2 separate regions of the Homo sapiens genome follow, and region 2 is linked to region 1. Evidence: read pairs that join two places in POLR2A ChIA-PET (ENCODE). Cell type or tissue: GM12878. All regions are shown on one strand. Links, peaks and the distances in the headings refer to the core of each region. The heading gives the core; the rest is flanking DNA.

What was found. Peaks named below come from ENCODE experiments on the same cell type or tissue, not always from the same donor. Only the 100,000 strongest peaks of a DNase experiment are listed, where the experiment ranks them.
Region 2: POLR2A ChIA-PET joins it to region 1 with 5 read pairs; 2 of 35 experiments call an interaction of 5 or more read pairs at or near these places.

The regions. Positions count from the first base shown.
Region 1 is chr4:39,778,581-39,788,994 of GRCh38, forward strand. It overlaps UBE2K (ubiquitin conjugating enzyme E2 K), which reads left to right. Exons shown (of 7, transcript NM_005339.5): 7 at 1-4,212. Among named protein-coding and RNA genes, the nearest start is that of UBE2K, 86 kb to the left of the region's middle. RefSeq lists enhancers at 7,497-7,998, 7,999-8,498. In GM12878, for the core only: no CTCF peak of the experiment used is centred there; no DNase peak of the experiment used is centred there.
Region 2 is chr4:39,928,045-39,938,458 of GRCh38, forward strand. PDS5A (PDS5 cohesin associated factor A) reads right to left here. Exons shown (of 33, transcript NM_001100399.2): 3 at 1-120. It also overlaps the pseudogene RNA5SP159. Among named protein-coding and RNA genes, the nearest start is that of PDS5A, 45 kb to the right of the region's middle. In GM12878, for the core only: no CTCF peak of the experiment used is centred there; DNase peaks (open chromatin) are centred at 3,615 and 5,164; H3K4me3 peaks cover 670 bases; H3K27ac peaks cover 3,004 bases.

The DNA of each region.
Region 1 (10,414 bases), core at 1,730-6,729:
AAAATCCCTGCTCTGTAAATAAAGCTAATTAAACGTCTGTGTAAATTTAAAAAGGGGAAATACTTTAATTTTTTTTCTTAATAGTGTAAAAATTCCCTGAGCTAAGCTAAAACCATGGAAGAAACATGCTACTTTAGTGTTTAGCAGTGTACCAAGACTAGCAAGAGTTTGCTTCAGGATTTTGTTGAATAATTAAGATAATATTTTGAGTGTGTCAGGGCCATTCAAATTGTTGGTGTTGCATCACAGCTACCTTAACTGTTTTTAACATGGATCCTCTGTGCCTGTGAATTTACTTGCATGCTTGTACTTGACTTCTTAGGATGGGTAGCTGAAAAGACCACCATTTTAAGCATTTGAGAATTCTTAAATATGAAATTTATTCAGAATTGAAGATGGTGACCTATTCAGAGCCTTTTTGTCCTTGTCAACAGACTGGGACAGTGTCTGATTCCCCCTTCACCCCCCCCACCCCCGCCTTGCCACACACAGCTAATATTCTAATGGTAAATTTCTCTGTATCAGGTGGGGAAATGTGCTGAAGGACAGTATGTATCCCTTGCTTCATTTTTAGGTCGTAGGTTTGGAATGTCTTGTCCCAGTTCTTCAAACACTCTTAAATTTTTCTTAAGTAATGTAAAAATGGAACTGCCAATTTTATTTCTCTTGCAAAAATAGTAAATACTTGATGTTACATTATTCCCAGGTTTAATGAAAGAACCCAACTTAGTTTTTCAGTGAATTTGACACCTATTTTTTAGTGATGAAATTTTTCTTTGAGAACTGGCAAGGATGCAGTCAGCTGTTTGCAGTTTTTAGCCTGATTTTGGGGTCTATAGAGATTGCTTTATTGGATACTTCAAGTCATTCTTGCTTGCACTTCCCCTATTGACACATGAAAGCTGTGTTGGTGTTTTATTGTACATACTTCAGATGCACATAGGAATAGAAGTGTGTTATAAATCTAGCTTTCTTTATGATGTTTCTGATAATACGAGAATTGAAAACTTTACCTTCTCTTGTACATAGTCAGACTATTTGTATTAAATTTACATTTCATTCTAAGTTCAAAAGTTTGAAAATTATTAGTTTTGCAAGATCACACACTAATGTAACCATTTTATGAAGGTTGAAGTGGATTTATGCAGGCAGTTCTATATATAGAAATACAATTCTTTTTAAATTTTTAGGACCAATACAAAATAACAAAAATGTAATGGAATCAGACTGAATTAAAGTAAGGCTGTATATTGAAAGTCATATTATAAAAGGTTTGCTTTCTTTAAGTGTTATTTATCTTAAATTATAATCGTTAAATGTTTGGAAGATAATTTTTGAATCATAACGTCAGCATAACTTCATTTGACTTCTCAATAATCTTGATACTAGAAGCAATAAAAGAACCATTATTAAATATATTGTAATGTTAAAGATGTGAAGGTTCTTCCAAAAATTTGTAAGGCTTTCCTAATTAACAGTAAACTCTTATAGCTGATATTATTACATACTAAACACAAGTTGCTGTTTTTTCCCCATATGTTTGCTTACGCATGTCTTTATACAATCACCTCTTTTTATTGCTGTAGTTTATTTTCTAAAGATGCCAAAGGAAACAAGATTTTTCTTTATTTATTTTAAATACCTGAAACCTCGTACTTTATATTTTGAAGTAAGGTGGGATTGTGTGAAAATGTGGATGGTTTTTCTCCAGTGTTGGTTAGAACTACTTTTTTTAAGTGGAGGGCAACTTGGTAGTATTAGTAGAATTTGGGTTTAAAAATATCAGACACATCTACCCAGTTTATTTTTTGCCTGTATTATCAGGGTATATTTAATTGTCCTGTGGTTAAACAAAGGTGAGAGAGCTCAGAGGTTTCTAAAGGTCAAGCATTTTACATATATACATACATACATGCTCTTGGAGGCAGCTATATCCTGCTTTGATTTTTATGCACATGAGCCCTATAGGGTTATATACTCATCTAACTACACTTCAGCATCCCCAGTGCCCAAGAAATTGGAAAGTACAATATTTGGTTTGAGACATTCTTCATAAAAGATTCTTTATTATAAAAATTTACCTCATTTACATTTAATGTGATGATCTTTTTTTTCCTTTCTGGTATATTTCCCACTGTACTGTTTGGTTTTTGTTATTCTCTTGTCTGTGGGTAGATTTAGTTACCCAAACATAGAAACTAAAGCAATTGCTTTTTTCCTCTGGTCTTAAATATGTTTGGACAAAAAGACACTAAAAGGTCAGGCCTAGGGGAAAAGTACCCTGGTGGAAATTATTTTTGTAATTCTTAATATTTTTGAGTTGGCTCCGTTTGTCAGTTTTAAAAGCCTCAAAAATTATGTTAAAAAAAAAATCCAGTGAAATCCCATTTAGGGCAGGCCGATTTGTTAGAAGTCACTGATGCTCCAGTAGGCTTTTGTTATAATCAGGCCTGTTTCCTGAGTATGTGCCTCTTTTAAAAGAAGAAATAATTAGCTGTATAGTATTTCAGTACTGATGAATGAATGAATGAATGAATGGCAGTTAGTGGACCCAAATAAGTATTCAGTGGTATATAAATATTTGAGGAACTAGGTACTGAATTAGGTGCTCTGAGTTGGCACCCCGAAATGTTTGGAATCACGACTATGATTTACTTAAACACGTAACACATTCAAGGATATATAAATGGAGTCTAAGTATTTTGCTTTTGAAGAGAATAATCTATGAAATGGAAGACTTGATTTTTTTTTTCATTTTTTAGAAGTAATACACATTTATGATTGTTGGCACATAAAACTATGCAAAATAATTCTTTTTAAGTATCTGTAAGAAAGAATTGGCAGTTTAAACGGATTTTGCTTATTTATGCACTACAGAATGCAGCATACTGTATTACTGTTGAGGCTGCTTAATAAGTTTACCAATGTGAAAAGCAGATCTTGGGTATAAGTGTATGCCTGATTTGAGCTTTTAAAACTGTGCAGTAGGTGTATGGTAATGTTTTACAATCCTATGTAGCAAAATAGGAAATTATGAATTTTTGTTGTTATTGTTTTAAAGATTTAAGATGGATTGGGGTAGGGAACAGCTGGAGCCAGGTATACCTTCTAGTATGTAGAGGGAAACAATGTTTAGATAGGAAAAAGGAAGCCGTCTGTTTACAGTTAACTTTATTTCATGGACTTCTACAAAATGTTGTATTAATCACTTTTTCTAGTTCAAGGAATTTCAATTCCAGGGTACAAACCATTGATTTAAAAATTACGTTTCCATTCTTTTTAGTATCAGTTTAAAGTAAATGCTTACCATCAGCCAGTTGCTGTCACTGGGAAGAAGGCAACTTGAAGTATTTACTGATAAAATAGCCTTTATTCCCAAGTGTGACTTTTCTTCAGTGTCTACATATTATGTCACACGTTCTATTTGCACTGCTGCAATATAGATCAAAGATCTTGTGGCATAGGGGTAGGGGAGTGTTAGTATCTCCCTTGTCCCATTTGTTCTGTTACTGCTTCATTGGACTGATACACCCTCATGAACTTGCAATCACCTAAATGGAAGTCTTGAATGTGTCACCTTTTGCTTGGTTATTTCAACCATGCTGCTATATATAATCAGGTGTGGCACAGTTTGTCAGTTTGATTATAGGTGTGAGTGGATAGAAATCATTACACTGTGCTGTTAACGATCCTTGTCTGCTTGCTGTTACCTACTTTTTACAGGCATCATAATAAAAGCTAGACTATTTCTTTGGGGGGAAAGAGACTTATTTAATGTAATTTAAAAAACTTTTCCAATAGAAAATGAAATATTATTGAAAATAATATCTATTTTTTAGCTTTCAGCAATTGATGGTGCTTTGTTGTGGTGTCTGCTGGAAGTCTACTGCCATTATAGGGAACCTTGCTTGTTAGCTTCTCTAGATCTCTATTCTAAACAATCTGTTAGTGATGATAAATTCTGTAGGAGGGTCTATTCTGAGCCGTTAACTTCCTGTAAGGGGAAAATGGGTGGGTTACCAGAAATACCATTGAAGCAGGGTGGGCTGTGGGGTGGAAGGTTGGGGTATTTGTCTTGAGAATTAAAAACTACGAAACACTTTTGTACACAACTGATTTTTTAAAAAATAAACACATTTTTAAAGATGTTGAATTTTTCCCCCCTTATTGGGAATTCTTAAAAATAAATGCATGCATGTTTTCCCCTGAAAATGGTTTATATCTTATTTCTGGGTGCTCATCTGTGGACAAGCAATTAAGTCTTACTCTAAATAAGAACCAGGCAGATATTTCTCCTTCACAAATTTCATAGTGATTGACATATAAATGCAGTAAGTTGTATCAGATCTTTGAATTTAAAAACATTGAAATTTAGTTCTAATTAAATTTACTAAAAGAACATATTTGCTTAGGTTCTAATCCAAAATTTAGAGTAATTAAGAGTTAGTTAAGTAATACTTTGTATTCTGTTTCCATATATGCTTTCTGGAAAGTTGCTCGGTACTGTCAAAAAGACTGAATTGTTTCAGAAAGTCCAGGGTTTAATCCCAGCTTTTACTCAAGAGCAGAGAGCCTGGACTTTTCTGAGCCTCAGTTTCCTCATCTAGGTAAGATATTTGCCCAGTACTTCGTAGCGTGTTGGTGAAGATCAAATTAAATGATTGATGTAGCTATAAAACTACTTAATTGTATAGACGTTAATATAATTCTAACACTAAATTTTGGCTAAACTATGAAAGTATTACTCTGTTCCTAATCTGAAACCACCAAGAGGATACCTTGTTTGAAAATTGTGGTTTGGCAAAGTAGCTATTTTTTGTTATGTCTGACTATTTCAAAGGTCCATTGATTGGTTATTATCTGTAGATTGACCCTTCCTCCATAAATGCTGATAATTAGAAGACACTTTGTCAGGGTTTGTACAAATTATTTTACATGGCAAAACTGATCGTGTCTTTATGGTATTTGTAACCAACTCACAGCAGGCCTATAGGTTTCTTTGCCAAGAAATGGAATTCCTCCTGACCTGGAATATCAATATAAAGTGTTCTTTTTGTGGAGTAAGACTGGGTCTTTAGGTACTAAAAATCCAGGATAACAAATAGAATTCAAAGCTGGGTGTGGTGGCTCACACCTGTAATCCCAACACCTGGGGGGGCAGAGGCAGGTGGATCATCTGAGGTCAGGAGTTAGAGACAAGCCTGGCCAACATGGTTAAACCCCATCTCTACTAAAACCAAATATTAGCTGGGCATGGTGGTGCGCGCCTGTAATCCCAGCTACTCTGGAAGCTGAGGCAGGAAAATTGCATGAAAACCTGGGGAGCGGAGATTGCAGTGAGCCAAAATTGCACCACTGCACTCCAGCCTGGGCAACAGAGTGAGAATTTAAGGAGCTCTCATGCCCTGGCAATAGATACTCAAATTTAAAGAGCATCAGACATTTGGCACTTGTTTTGTTTTGATCATCAGTGAATTAGTTTTCCAGTGAATAATATGAAAATTATTAAGGATAACTTTCTTAAGGTATCAGATAAAGTCAAATGGCAAAGTTTGCAAAATGACACAAATTCAGGATAATTGCTGAAGTGATTATTAGCTGGAGCATGGTTGATTATCTTTGCCAGTGTGGTGGCTCACAACTGTAATCCCAACACTTTCGGAGGCTAAGGAGGGAGGATCACTTAAGCCCAATTGGAGGCTGCAGTGAGCCATGATCCACCACTGCACATCAGAATGGGCAACAGAACAAGACCCTGCCTCCAAATAAAATTAAAAAAAAAAAAAAATTATTCCAGTCCTGGTATGGTGGCTCACGCCTGTAATCCCAACACTTTGGGAGGCTGAGGTGGGTGGATCACAAGGTCAGGAGTTCGAGACCAGCCTGACCCACATTGTAAAACCTCGTCTCTACTAAACATACAAAACAAAAATTAGCCGGGCGTGGTGGCGCGCGCCTATAATCCCAGCTACTCTGGAGGCTGAGGCAGGAGAATCACTTGAATCCGGGAGGTGGAGGTTGCAGTGAGCTGAGATTGCACCATTGCATTTCAGCCTGGGCGACAGGGCGAGACTCTGTCTCAAAAAAAAAAAAAAATTAGGCCAGGCGCAATGGCTAACGCCTGATCCCACCTGTAATCCCAGCACTTTGGGAGGCCGAGGGGTCACCTGAGGTCGGGAGTTTTACACCAGCCTGGCCAACATGGCGAAACCCCGTCTCTACTAAAAATACAAAAATTAGCTGGGCATGGTGGCAGGCACTTGTAATTCCAGCTACCCGAGAGGCTGAGGCAGGAGAGTCACTGGAACCCGGGAGGCAGAGGCTGCAGTGAGCCGAGATCGTGCCATTGCACTCCAGGCTGGGCAACAAGAGTGAAACTCCGTCTCAGAAAAATGACTGTTATTCCAAATAAACTCATTGCTTTTAAAAAGTCAGTAGTAAGAGTTCATAGTGAAAAAAACTAATTCTCTACCAAACTTTACTACTAGTACACAGAACAGTTTTTAAATAATGGATTTTTGTTTTTAGGTTACCTCCAGGTCACTAAATAATATGCTTATTCCTGTTTAAGTAACTCATTTCTGTTCTGTCAGTTACACCTAGTTATCTCTTGACTCCATGTTTTTATCCCCAACTTTATCTTCACTCAGCAATGGAGTTTAGGTTAAAGGAGGGCTGTCAATGCAGAAAACCTTGAGAAAATCACATGGTTTTGGGGGCAAGTATGTATAGTTAAGGGGCATCCACTCACTGAAGTAAAATTGCTTTGGACTGAGGGCAGAGGAAAGGAAAATGAGTAACTGCAACAAGGGGACTATGGTACCTAGATAAAGGTAGTAATTAGAAGATTAAGAGATAGGCTGGGTGCCGTGGCTCATGCCTGTAATCCCAACACTTTGGGAGGCCAAGGCAAGTGGATCACTTGAGGTCAGGAGTTCAAGACCAGCCTGGCCAACATGGTGAAACCCTGTCTCTACTAAAAATATAAAAATCAGGCCGGGCGCAGTGGCTCATGCCTGTAATTTCAGTACTTTGAGAGGCTGAGGCGGGCAGACTACATGAGGTCAGGAATTCGAGACCAGCCTGGCCAACATGGTGAAACCCTGTCTCTACTAAAAATACAAAAATTGTAGACGAGTGTGGTGACGTGCGCCTGTAGTCTCAGCTACTTGGGAAGTTGAGACAGGAGAATTGCTTGAATAGGCAGAGGTTGCAATGAGCCAAGATTGTGCCACTGCACTCCAGCCCACTCCAGCCTGGGAGACAGAGTGAGACTCCGTTTCAAAATAAAAATAAAAATACAACAGTCAGCCAAGTGTGGTGGTGGGCATCTGTAGTCCCAGCTACTCTGGCGGCTGAGTCAGGAGAATCGCTTGAACCCCAGGAGCGGAGGTTGCAGTGAGCCAAGATCATGCTACTGCACTTCAGCCTGGGCAACAGTGAGAGTTCGAGACCAGCCTGGCCAACATGGTGAAACTCCATCTGTACTAAAAATACAAAATTAGTCGGGCTTGGTGGTGTGCGTCTGTAGTCCCAGCTACTCGGGAGACTGAGGCAGGAGAATCGCTTGAACCCGGGAGGTGGAGGTTGCAGTGCGCTGAGATCGCGCCACTGCACTCCAGCCTGGGCGACAGAGCAAGACTGTCTCAAAAAAAAAAAAAAGATTAAGAGATAGGCGAGAGAGATTATAAAAAGAACAAAAAGGCAAGGTGTGGTAAAAGAAAATCAGGTTATGAACCTATTGAGGGCAGAGTAGGAAGGATAAAAGTGCCTATGTGGGAAGATTCTGTGTAGAGAGTACAGCTAAAAATCTTGGCCCCAAATGCTTTGTTAATCCTTTTAATTTGTTAAAAATCATTAAAGGGTCGGGCGCAGTGGCTCATGCCTGTAATCCCAGCGATTTGGGAGGCCGAGGTGGGCGGATCACCTGAGGTCGGGAGTTCGAGACCAGCCAGGCCAGCATGGTGAAACCCTGTCTCTACTAAAAATACAAAAATTTAGCTGGGCATGGTGGCAGGCGCCTGTAATCCCAGCTACTCAGGAAGCGGAGGCAGGAGAATCGCTTGACCCCAGGAGGCGGAAGTTGCAGTGAGCCACGATCACGCCATTGCACTCCAGCCTAGGCAACAGAGGGAGACTCCATCTCAAAAATAAATAAATTGTTAAAGTCCAGTTGATTAAAATGTTGCCAGTACTGCTTTCTGTCCCCTATTCAGTGCAGTAAAACTCTCTTCAGGCTCATGCCTGTAATCCCAGCACTGTGGGAGGCTGAGGCAGGTGGATTGCTTGAGCCGAGGAGTTAAGACCAGCCTGGGAAACATGCTGAAATTCTGTCTCTACAAAAAAATTAGCCAAAAATTAGTCGGGCAGGGTGATGGTCGCCTGTAGTCCCAGGTACTCAGGAGACTGAGATGGGAGGATCACCTGAGCCCAGGAGGTCGAGGCTACAATGGGCAGTGATTGCATCACTGCACTCTAGCCTGGACAAAGTGCAAAGCAAGACCCTGTCTCCAAAAAAGAAAACTCTTCACTGGGCCTTTTCTCTTTGGGAAGCTTCCTCTTTTCCCAAGGGTAACTTATTGTACTCTTTACTACTTTCCATTGTCTTATTTCAGTTTTTTTTTTTCCTTCATCTAGATGTTCTTCCCTTCAGTACTTCATCCCCTAAACTATTTAAATATGTTTGTGTATTTCTCCTCTTTTCCCTACTCTGTTTCCCATCGCATTTGAAAAATACTGCATCCTGAATAGATTGCTTCCTTATCCTTTTCTTTTCTTTTCTTTTCTTTTTTTTTTTTTGAGACGGAGTTTGCTCACGTTTCCCAGGCTGGAGTGCAATGGCTCGATCATGGCTCACCACAACCTCCACCTCCCGGGTTCAAGCGATTCTCCTGCCTCAGCTGGGATTACAGGCATGTGCCACCATGCCTGGCTAATTTTTTATTTTTAGTAGAGACGGAGTTTCTCCATGTTGGTCTTGAACTCTTGACCTCAGGTGATCCCGCCTGCCTCGGCCTCCCAAAGTGCTGGGATTTACAGGTGTGAGCCACCATGCCTGGCCCCTTTTCTTGTTCTTTGTCTCTTACAGTTTGGGCCTGGCCTGCATCATGATACTAAAATTGGTCTGAAAATTCTGCTGCCCTTCCAGATTATGATGACTGGCATTGTCAAACTAAGAACTCAGGTTTTCTCTCTTAAACTGCTTGCTTTGCTTTTATTTTCCTAAGCAATTTTAGTAATAAAAATGTGCTCATTTCAGAAATCATAAGCTGTATGAATTCACTTAGTATTCTGAAGTATTCTTTCAGTGTACTATTTTTAGCTCAGTAAAAGTGAGCTAATACTCCAGCTGGGCATATAATTGTTAATATTCATCTTTTAAAAACATGGAAATTATAGTTCTTTAAAGTTTCTTTACATAAACATTTGAATGACTATAAGGAGACCATTGAGTAGGGCTGCCATATTTTATGGCAGTTAACCTATTAGGTATCTAGATTGTTTCTGATTTTTCTCTATTACAATATTGGTCCATGGACTTCTGATTAAACATGGTGGATAGCACAAATGTTTTAATACTATAGTTGTGTCTTGAGACTTAAGCAAAATGACATTTAGAGATACAAAGCTCTAAGGACAAAGAATGGTAGATAAAAGGTCAAAATACTTTTAGAAGATGGAAAGTGGACGGAAAATATGTACTGACATAGTACAGTAGAGCAAGTTCAAACCTAATTGTAGGAATACTGATTAGAAGCAAGCCAGTTTACTCCTTACAACTTAGAACTAGACAGTGGAGAAAAACAGGCCCTACAGAATGACTGAGAATGGAGATTGGTTAAAAGTTTGTATTCTTAGGCCGGGCTTGGTGGCTCAAGCCTGTAATCCTAGCACTTTGGGAGGCCGAGGTGGGCGGATCACGAGACTAACACGGTGAAACCCCGTCTCTACTAAAAACACAAAAAATTAGCCGGGCGTGGTGGTGGGCGCCTGTAGTCCCAGCTACTTGGAAGGCTGAGGCAGGAGAATGGCGTGAACCCGGGAGGCGGAGCTTGCAGTGAGTCGAGATCGCGCCACTGCACTCCAGCCTGGGCGACAGAGCGAGACTCCGTCTCAAAAAAAAAAAAAAAAAAAAAGTTTGTATTATTTCTACCCAGTGAGATAGGTAACTAGGTTACTACTGTGCTCTTAACATGGAAGGAAAAGTGCTCTTTGAGAATTTGAAACAGAAATCTTCAGACTGAGAAATGCCAGGCATAAACTGAAAATGAAGATCAACTAATTATACAGGATGGTAGATTTTTAGTTTCTACAATGCTTAAAGTTACGTCTCAGGGAGGAGGAAGAAAGATCCTTTTCTATAGAAATTCGGTGTTCCCAGAGAAAAGAACTTCAAAGGGATTCAGACTTTAGA
Region 2 (10,414 bases), core at 3,232-8,231, 150 kb after region 1:
CACATCTTTATTGGGGTTCCTGAGGAAGAATTCAGATGCAAGATGCAAGGCTAGTGGGAGATACTGCTGTTTTTCATCTTCTGAGTCCTGATCCATATCCATAAAGGTTTTCACTACCATCTGTAAAAATGTACAAAAACACAAAATAATTAACTCCTGGAATTTAGAAATCAGTGGAGGATGTGATTTAAAAAAAAAAAAGTCATCTCCATTAGCAATCGGTGGCCACCAGACAGTTCACAGTCAACTTTTTATAAATCTTCATTTAAGAATTTCAGAAAAGATCACAAGCATGAAACGGCTAGTCTAAAAAACCCATAAACAAGTATCACCTTCTCAGGCACATTGTCTGCACTAGTACCTCATTTATGAGGAACTTAAGCCTCTTATTATTCATTTTAAATCTAGCCCAGATAGTTCCTGGCCCCATATGGACAATAACATTCATTTGATATTTGGCAACATCATTAACTATGCTTCTTTTATATTTTATTATTAAAGGAGCCTTCTTCAGGCTCCTTAAAATTGCTATTTCATTTCATGCTTTAATGAGTTTTACACTTCATAATAAAAAGTCATTTTCCATGCTGGACAACATGGCAAGACCCTGTCTCTACAAAAAATACAAAAACCAGCTGGGTATGGTAGCATGTGTCTGTAGTCCCAGCTGCATAGGAGGATGAGATAGGAGGGTCCCTTGAGCCCAGGAGGCGGAGGCTGCAGTGCGCCAAGATCACACCACTGCAATCCAGACTAGGCAACAGAGTGAGACACTGTCTTTAAAAAAAAAAAAAAAGGCATTTTAAAATTATATTAATGCAGTTGTATTTCTAATTAAAACATTTAATTAACCTGCTTTTATGGTTATAAAATTAACCAATGCACACTTTGGAATCATTATAAAATGCAAAGAATCATGAAAAAAAATAAAAGAAAAATCCATAATTTATCAACTCCAGAAACTACCATTCACATTTTTGTGTACTTTATGCTGGCCTGTTTTCTCTGTAATTATGCAAATAACTATAATTCTTTATGTATCAAATCACAATAATTTCCTCAGATCTTAAAAATGATTCTCTAATTATAAATCACAGTTTACTTAATCTGTGTGATGGTTAATACTGAGTGTCAACTTGATTGGATTGAAGGATACAAAGTACTAATCCTGGGTGTGCCTGTGTGTGTGTTGCCAAGAGATTACATTTGAGTCAGTGGGCTGGGGAAGGCAGGTCCACTGTTAAGCTGGTGGGCACAATCTAATCAGCTTCCATCGAATATAAAGTAGGCAGAAAAACATGAAAAGGGACGGCGGGACTAGCCTCCCAGTCTACATCTTTCTCCCGTGCTGGATGCTTCCTGCCCTCAAACATCAGACTCCAAGTTCTTCAGTTTTGGGACTCGGACTGGCTCTCCTTCCTTCTCAGCTTGCAGATAGCCTATTGTGGGGCCTTGTGAGTTAATACTTAATAAACTATATATATATATATATATATATATATATATATATATCCCATTAATATCCTACATACATATATCTCCTATACATATCCTATTGGGGCGTGTGTGTGTGTGTGTGTGTGTGTATTCCTGTTAGTTCTGTCCCTCTAAGAGAACCCTAATACAATCTGTCGCCACTGTCAAATATTCAAGCTATATTTTTATTCTGCCAAGATTTTTTATCATGAGTGTAAAATTTTATTATTATTATTTTTTTTTGAGAAAGGGACTTGCTTTGTTGCCTAGGCTGGAGTGCAGTGAAGCGATCTCAGCTCATTGCAACCTATGCCTCCCAGACTCAAGTGGTCCTCCAACCTCAGCCTCCCAAGTAGGTGGATCTACAAGCATGTGTCACTATACCTGGCTAATCAAAAAAAAAAAATTTGGGGGGCCGGGCGAGGTGGCTCATGCCTGTAATCCCAGCACTTTGGGAGGCCGAGGCGGGCAGATCACGAGGTCAGAAGATCGAGACCATCCTGGCCAACACAGTGAAACCCCGTCTCTACTAAAAATACAAAAAATTAGCCGGGCACAGTAGCACACAACTGTAATCCCAGCTACTCAGGAGGCTGAGGCAGGAGAATCTCTTGAACCCGGGAGGCAGAAGTTGCAGTGAGCCGAGACTGTGCCACTTGCACTCCAGCCTGGGCAACAGAGTGAGACTCCATCTCAAAAAAAAAAAAAAAAAAAAAAAAAAAAAAAGTTTTTTTGTTTTTTGTTTTTTTTTTTTAAGAGACAGGGTTTTGCCATGTTGCCCAGGCTGGTCTCGAACTCCTGGGCTCAAGCGACCTGCCTGCCTCAGCCTCCCAAAGTGTTGGGATTACAGGCATAAGCCACCATGCCTGGGCTATTGAGTATTTTTTGACACCTATTGAGATAATCATACTTTTTCCCTAATTCTGTTAATATAGTAAATCCCAATGGCTGATTTTCTAATTTTAATTCAAGTTTGCATTCTAATTTTACTATTTTAGTCCAAGTTTGCATTGCTAAAATAAAGACAACTTGGTCATAACATTTTAAGGTATTACATTTTATTTGCTATTACATTATTTCTATTTCTTTGTAATTATATGAAAGAAACTGGCTTATAACTTCTTAAGACAACCGTATCAGGTTTTAGTACTAAATTATACTGGCTTGAAACAAAATAAGCAGTGATCCCTCTTTTTTTCTAACATAGTATATCAAAAGTGTGATAGTAAGACTGGTTTTATTTCTTCCCTAAATATTTAGGGAAGTATAACTGATAAAAGAAGGAATCATAACGGAAATGAGAAAATATTTTGAACTGAATTATAATGTAAATATGAACTACCAAAACTCATAGGATGCACTTACCACTGTACTTAAAGGAAATTTATAATCTTAAATGTGTATTTTACAAAAGAAAGAATGCAATCATCTATATTTCCATCTTGAGAAATTAGATAAATCCAAAGAAACTAGAATCAGGGTTTGTGAAACAAAAGATAGAGAAGGGCTGGATGTGATGGCTCACACCTGTAATCCCAGCACTTTGGGAGGCCAAGTCAGGAGGATCGCTTGAGCCCAGCAGTTCCAAGACAAGGGTCTGGCTCTGTCACCTAGGCTGGAGTACAGTGGCGCAATCTCAGCTCACTGCAACCTCCACCTCCCAGGCTCAAGAGTTCCTTCCACCTCAGCCCCCTGAGCAGCTGATACTACAGCACACGCCACCACACCTGGCTAGGTTTTGTACTTTTTTTTTTTTGTAGGATGGGATTTTGCCATATGGTGCCCAGGCTAAAAAAATTTTTTTTAATTATTGCTATGTAACAAAATACCCCAAAACTCAGTGCCTTAAAACAATAACATGTATTTATCATATGTGGTTGAAGAATTGGAAAGTGGCTTAGCTAAGTCGTGTGGGCCTGGAATCTCTCAAGAGGCTGTACCTGGTCAAGGCTGCAGTTATCTGAAGGCTTGACTGGGCGTGGAGGGTGTGTTTTGAAGGTAACTCATTCTTACGGTTCTAAGTTGACACTTGCTGTTGTTGAAAGGCTTCAGTTCCACACTACATGGGCCTTTCTAGACAGCTCAAGTGAAAAGGCAGTTGGTTTTCCCCTGGTGCAAGATCCAAGAGAGCAAATATGAAGTGGCAGTCTTTTACGACCTAACCTTGAAAAGCATACATTGTCACTTCTACCACAGCCTGTTCCGTTACTCAGGACAGCCCCGTTCAGTGTTGCAGGGGACTATACAAGGGAGTAAATACAAGGAAATAAGGATCATTCAGAGCTATCTTGGAGGCTATGATACAATGCCTTCTCATATGTATACCTTATATAGTCTTCTTCCACAATGACTCTGGATTTGGTCAGGTGACTTTTTTTTTTTTTTTTTTAAGACAGAGTCTTGCTCTGTCGCCCAGGCTAAACTGCAGTGGCATGATCTTGGCTCACTGCAATCTCTGCCTCCCAGGTTCAAGGGATTCTTCTGCCTCAGCCTCCCAAGTAGCTGGGAACTACAGGCACTCGCCACCAAGTCTGGCTAAGTTTTGTATTTTTAGTAGAGACAGGATTTCACCACGTTGGCTGGGTTGGTCTTCAACTCCTGACCTCAGATGATCCACCTGCCTCAGCCTCCCCAAATGCTGGGATTACAGGCATGAGCCTCCATGCCCAGTCCATGTGACTTATTTTGGCCAAACAGACATTAGCAAGCCTGATGCAAGAACAGGCCTGATAAGCATTTGTACGTTGAGATTGCAATGCCCCTATGGGAATGTACCCACCATGCTATTAGGAATCCCAGACTATTCAAAAAACAGAGGCTGTGTATACCACATAGACTACGTGGAAGAGAACTAAGGTGGCCTAATTGAGCTGCCATCTAAACTTAGCCATAAGAGTGACCCTGTAGAAGCAAAGTAGAGCTTCATAAATACACACAACCAAGGGGAGAAAACCTGTGGTGGCTGTGAAGGTCCTGATGCCATGTATGTCAAACTGGTATCTTCCGATGGTCATGAATTTATTGTAAAAAGAGAACATGCAGCGCTAAGCGCGGTGGGTCACAGCACTTTGGGAGGCTGAGGCAGGCAGATCACGAGGTCAGGAGTTCGAGACCAGCCTGACCAACATGGTGAAACCCTGTCTCTACTAAAAATACAAAAATTAGCTGGGCCTGGTGGTGCGCGCCTATAATCCCAGCTACTCAGGAGGCGGGGCAGGAGAATCGCTTGAACCTAGGAGGCGGAGGTTGCAGTGAGCTGAGATCACGCCACTGCACTCCAGCCTGGGCTACAGGAGCAAGACTCCATTTCAAAAAAAAAGAGAGAACATGCACTAACATGAGGAACAATCAAAAGGCCATGCTGAAGCCAAGCACAGTGGCTCATGCTTATAATCCCAGCACTTTGGGAGGCTGAGGAGCGTGGATCACATGAGGTCAGGAGTTCGAGACCATCCTGACCAACATGGTGAAACCCTGCCTCAATCAAAAATACAAAAATTAGCCGGGCATGGTGGCAGGTGCCTGTAGTCCCAGCTACTCGGGAGGATGGGGCAGGAGTAACGCTTGAATCCAGGAGGCAGAGATTGCAGTAAGCCAAGATCGTGCCATTGCACTCCAGCCTGGGTGACAAAAGCAAAACTCCGTCTCAAAACCAAAACCAAAACCAAAACCATGTTGAATGACCCAGATCAGTTTGCTGAGAATGAACTCATTGAGAGCAATTTTAGAGAGGTCTGTTCATGTGTGCTATCAAAAGTATGTATGTATTGTCAAGAATGGTGGCTTGCACTTACAATCTCAGCTACTTGGGAGGCTGAGACAAGATGACTGCTTGAGCCCAGAAGTTCTAGGCTGCAGTGAGCTATGATCATGCCAATGCACTCCAGCCTGGTGACAGAACAAAATGCTACCTCTAGAAAAATAAAATAAAAGTTAAAGCATGCATATATTTTTACCTACGAGATTCACTAAACTAACAGTTCCACTGAAATTTCTGAATTCCCAATTGCACTTGATATTGCACTAGAACCGCTGATGCAGACTTCCCAGATTGTTATTAAATTAAAATAAACTGTTTAAAAAAAAAACCAGTGACCCCAGAAGGCACCACATGGAAAAGAAGGACCACAAAGTCTATTCACAGAATTGAAAGAAACAATTATTCATTTTAAGCCACTAGATTTTGCTTTACCACACAGGAACAGAAATGAAATTCCATTCATTCTTCCCTTTTTTAAATATGTCGTTACTGTGCACATTTTTAATGTGCTGTACTGAGGCAGGAAAGATAAAAGCTACATTTCCTAGATTCCCTTGCAATGGAGTTGAAGTCATAATTCTCGTATAGCCCATCAGAGGCACTTATTCAAGATTTGGAAGGTGAAAGTTCAGAAGAGGTGGTGGTGTAGTTTCTGCTGTTGTCAGCTGGCAAGTATGGAGTGAGCTGTTGTGTGTATGTGTGTGCGGGCAGGCACATACACAGCAGCTTTCTACTAACTGGCTGTTAGTATTGTGAAGATAGAGGGAAGAAGCATCCATTTTGTGCTGGTACTAATCTATTAAACTGTGTGAGGCTCTGTACCAAATTATACCAATGGTGACTTCCTAATCACTGGATTACGGCTAAACGTGTGTCCCTACTTAAGAGCTCCAGGGTGGCTTCCTGATTTTCCCACCTTTCTGATTAGAGCACAGGATTCAGCTCTCCTTGTGGGCCAGCTATACGAAGTGTTCTCGGAGTCTAGTCCTGTAAGCCTGAATTAAGGGTGCTCTTCCAGCAATTCCAAATCACTTTTTAAATAGCAAGTTCCCTGTCTGCTTAAAATAACATAACTAAAGCTTGACTGGTGTTTGAAACATGACTCTGATTTTCTCTCAGATCCTTCAACATGTCAGAATCCCCTGTGCCATTCAGGCCTTTTTAAATGCTATTGGCTCTTTGTAGACTAATCTCTTCTTACCTCATCTAATTTATCATACACTTATGAGAATTAAACAATTTCTTGGTAAGTCTGTGTGAATTTTTTCCTGTGGATTGTGTTTTAATACCCTCTGGCTATTTATCTATTGCGGTCTTAGTATTTCTTTTTTTTTCTTTTTTTTTTTTTTTTTAAGAAATGAGCAGGAAAAAATCAAACTAAGTTTTTTTGCCCACAGCTAGGTTTTTATAATATTGATAAAAAAGAAACACTAACACCAATACTATTAATAATGATTAACATTTACTGAATATTTACCACATTCCAGCACTCTATAAATATTTTTTTGAGACAAATTAACTCAAAATTAAGCATCTTTTCACGTATTTGCCACCTACTCTACGTTTTCTTGGTGACGTGCCTCTCCAAATCTCTTTTCTTTTTTCCTTATGTGTTTTCAGCTGTCATATATTCTGGGTACCAATCCTTTATCAGATACGTATATTGCAAATATTTTCTCCCAGTCTGAGGCTTGTCTTTAACAGCATAGAAAAATTTAATTGATGAAGGATTTAACGTAATCTAACTTTATCAATTATTTTCTTTTATGGTTTGTGCTTTGTGTGTCCTACCTAAGAAATCATTACCTAACCAAAAGTTGTAAAGATTTTCTCCGCTGTGGTATTGATTGATTGATTGATTGACTGATTGGGACGGAGTCTCACTCTGTTGCCTAGGCTGGAGTGCAGTGGCACAATCTCGGCTCAATGCAACCTCCTGCCTCAGCCTCCCAAGTAGCTGGGATTACAGGTGTGCACCACCACACCCAGCTACTTCCAGTAGAGATGGGGTTTTGCCATGTTGGCCAGGCTGGTCTCAAACTCCTGGCCTCAAGTGATCTACCCGCCTTGGCCTCCCAAAGCGCTGGGATTATAGGCGTGAGCCACCGCGTCTGGCCTTCCGATGTGTTCTTGGAAAAGTTTTATAGTTTTAGGTTTTTATATGTATGTCTATATTCATTCTGAGTTAATTTCTGTATGTACTGAAAGCTTTTGGGTCGAGGTGTTCAAGCCTCATTTCTAGAAAAGACTATTCTTTCTCTTTTTCTACAGGATTGTTTTGGCATCTTTGTTGAAAAAAACTGCTATACCATGTAGGCCTATTTCTGGACTCTGTTGTGTTCCTATTTTCTGTGCCCTTTTACCAATACCACATAGCTTTGATTACTGTAGCTTTATTAAAAAGTTTTGAAATCAGGTAGTATGTGAATCATCCAACTCAACATAAAAATGAGGAAAAGATCTGAACAGACTTAACAAGAGAAACATACACTGGAGGTAGATATATAAAATGGTACAACCACTTCAGATAACTGTATGGCAGTTCTTCATAAAATTTAAAGATGCATTTAACATTTAAGCCAAAAATTCCATTCTTAAGAATTTACTGAAAACATTTCACACAAATACAAGTACGTGTTCCTAACAGCTTTATTCAGCATATCACAAAACTGAAAATAACCAACTGTCCTTCAAAAGGTAAATGGATAAATCCATTGTGGTATACCCATACAAAAGACTTCTAATTCGCGATAAAAGGAACCTGACAGAAGCAAGGCGCAAATGGGGAGCAGAGAGGACTAAAAAGCAAAAGGAGGAAACTTATGAGGGTGATAAGTTCACTTTAATTGAAGTGATGGTTTCAATGCTGTGTATGTATGTCAAAACTTGTCAGGTTGTTATTCCCCGACAGCAATTCTCTGACACCAAATAGGTGTCCTACATTTCAATTCAGTTCTGACACTACCCACCTTAGCGCAGAACCCCACAGGCAAAGTTCTTCCCAAGACTGCCTCCACTTCCGATGCCAGCCCCAATTCTCAGGGACAACTTCCATTTCTGACAGACCAGCTATAAATTTCAGGTTTCCTATAGCCTCCTCAGGTTTAAAAATTTGCTAGAATAACTCACAGAACTCAATGAAAGCACTATATTTATTATTTATTATTTATCTATTTGAGACAGTTTCGCTGTCACCCAGGCTGGAGTGCAGTGGCACAACCGTGGCTCATTATAACCTCCGCCTCCTGGGTTCAAGTGATTCTCATGCCTCAGCCTGCCCTAATAGCTGGGTGCATACCACCACATCTGGCTAATTTTTTTTATTTTTAGTAGAGACGGGGTTACATCATGTTGGCCAGGCTGGTCTCAAACTCCTGCCCTCAGGTGATCTTCCCACCTTGGCCTCCCAAAGTGCTGGTTCACACATTACAGGTGTGAACCACTGCACCTGGCCTGAAAGCACTATGTTTACTGTCACAGTTTTATTATAAAGGAAATACTTGGAAGCCTAAACAAGATTGAGCCTGCTCGATCTTGGATGGTAGATCACTGGGGAATACCAGGTGCTGTGAGCTAGAAGGAAAAAGAAAGAAACAGAAAATAACAAGGTGGAAGAAAAGTATGTAACTCAAGAACAGTCAAACTGAAGAGACACATCAGCCAAAGTCTTGGGGGTGAAGAGGGGTGTGTGGATGGGATGGGGACACAGAGCTTCGTATACTCTTCTCATTGAATCTGGACATGTAATCCTCCCAGCATATCACTGTGTTCACCAACCACTAACCTCCCCTGAGCTTTAGTGTTCACAGGATTCACTGGGCTTTATGACGCAGGCATGAATGATAAAATCAAGACTGAACTCAATCTCCAGCCTCCCTCTTCTCCTGGGAGAAAGTTTCAATCCTCTAATTTAAGTGACCAGCCCCATCCTGAAGCTATCTAGTGGCACTGCCAGGAGCTGCCTCATTAGCGTAACAAAGACACTCTCACTTGGGAAATTCCAAGGGTTTTTGAGGCTCTGTGCCAAGAATCAGAACAAAGATCAGATCGATTATTATATGTCATATAATTTAAATATGTCCAAATTATTGTTCAGTAATTCAATTACACCTCAATACAGCTATTAAAAATTTTTTTTAATTTTATTTTTTGAGAAAGGTTCTCACTTTGTCGCCCAGGCTGGACTGCAGTGGTGTGATCAGGGATTACAACAGCCTCAACCTCCCTGGCTCAAGTGATCCTCCTGCCTCGGTCTCCTGAGTAGCTGGGACCACAGACGAATGCCACCATGTGCAACTAATTTTTATTTATTATTATTGGTAGAGATGGGGTCTTGTTATGTTGCCTAGGCTGGTCTCCAACTCTTGGCCTCAGGTGATTCTCCTGCCTTGACTTCCCAAAGTGGTGTAAGCCACTGTGTCCAGCCAAATGAACTTTTTGTAAGTCCAACATAGCAAATGAGAACTCTCACTCACTTTTTAATTGAAATGTAAATTGGTAGAACCACTTTGCTGCTTTCAGTTAAGTAGAAGACATACATGCCCAATGATTCAACAATTTCACCTCTGGTGGTGCCCTAAAGCAGCTAGAGTATGTATACAAGGATGACTGGAGTGTTAAGTTTAGCCTAAAGCTGCTTCCTTGCATAAATTCAGCCTAAAGGATTCTCCATACATAGTGAGCTGTACCTAACCAGATTGTAAAAAGACTGTAACCTACTCTCCTACCAATCACACAGAATTGTGGCCAATCACAGGTGGCTGACTGTTCAAACCGTGATCAAATAAGGCAAACACTGAGCTGTAACCAATTCACCTATTTCTATACCTCACTTTCGTTTTCTGTATATCACTTTCCTTTTTCTGTCCATAAATGTTATCTGACCACTTGGCAGCTCTGGAACTGTTCTGAACCTACTCAAGTTTGGAGGGGGCTGCCCAGTTTGTGAATCATTCTTTGCTCAATTAAATTCTGTTAAATTTAATGTGTCTGGGCCGGGCACGGTGGCTCACACCTGTAATCCTAGCACTTTGGGAGGCCGAGGTGGGTGGATCACCCGAGGTCAGGAGTTGAAGACCAGCCTGGCCAACATGGTGAAAACCCATCTCTACTAAAAATACAAAAATCAGCCAGGCGTGGTGGCAGGTGCCTGTAATCCCAGCTACTCGGGAGGCTGAG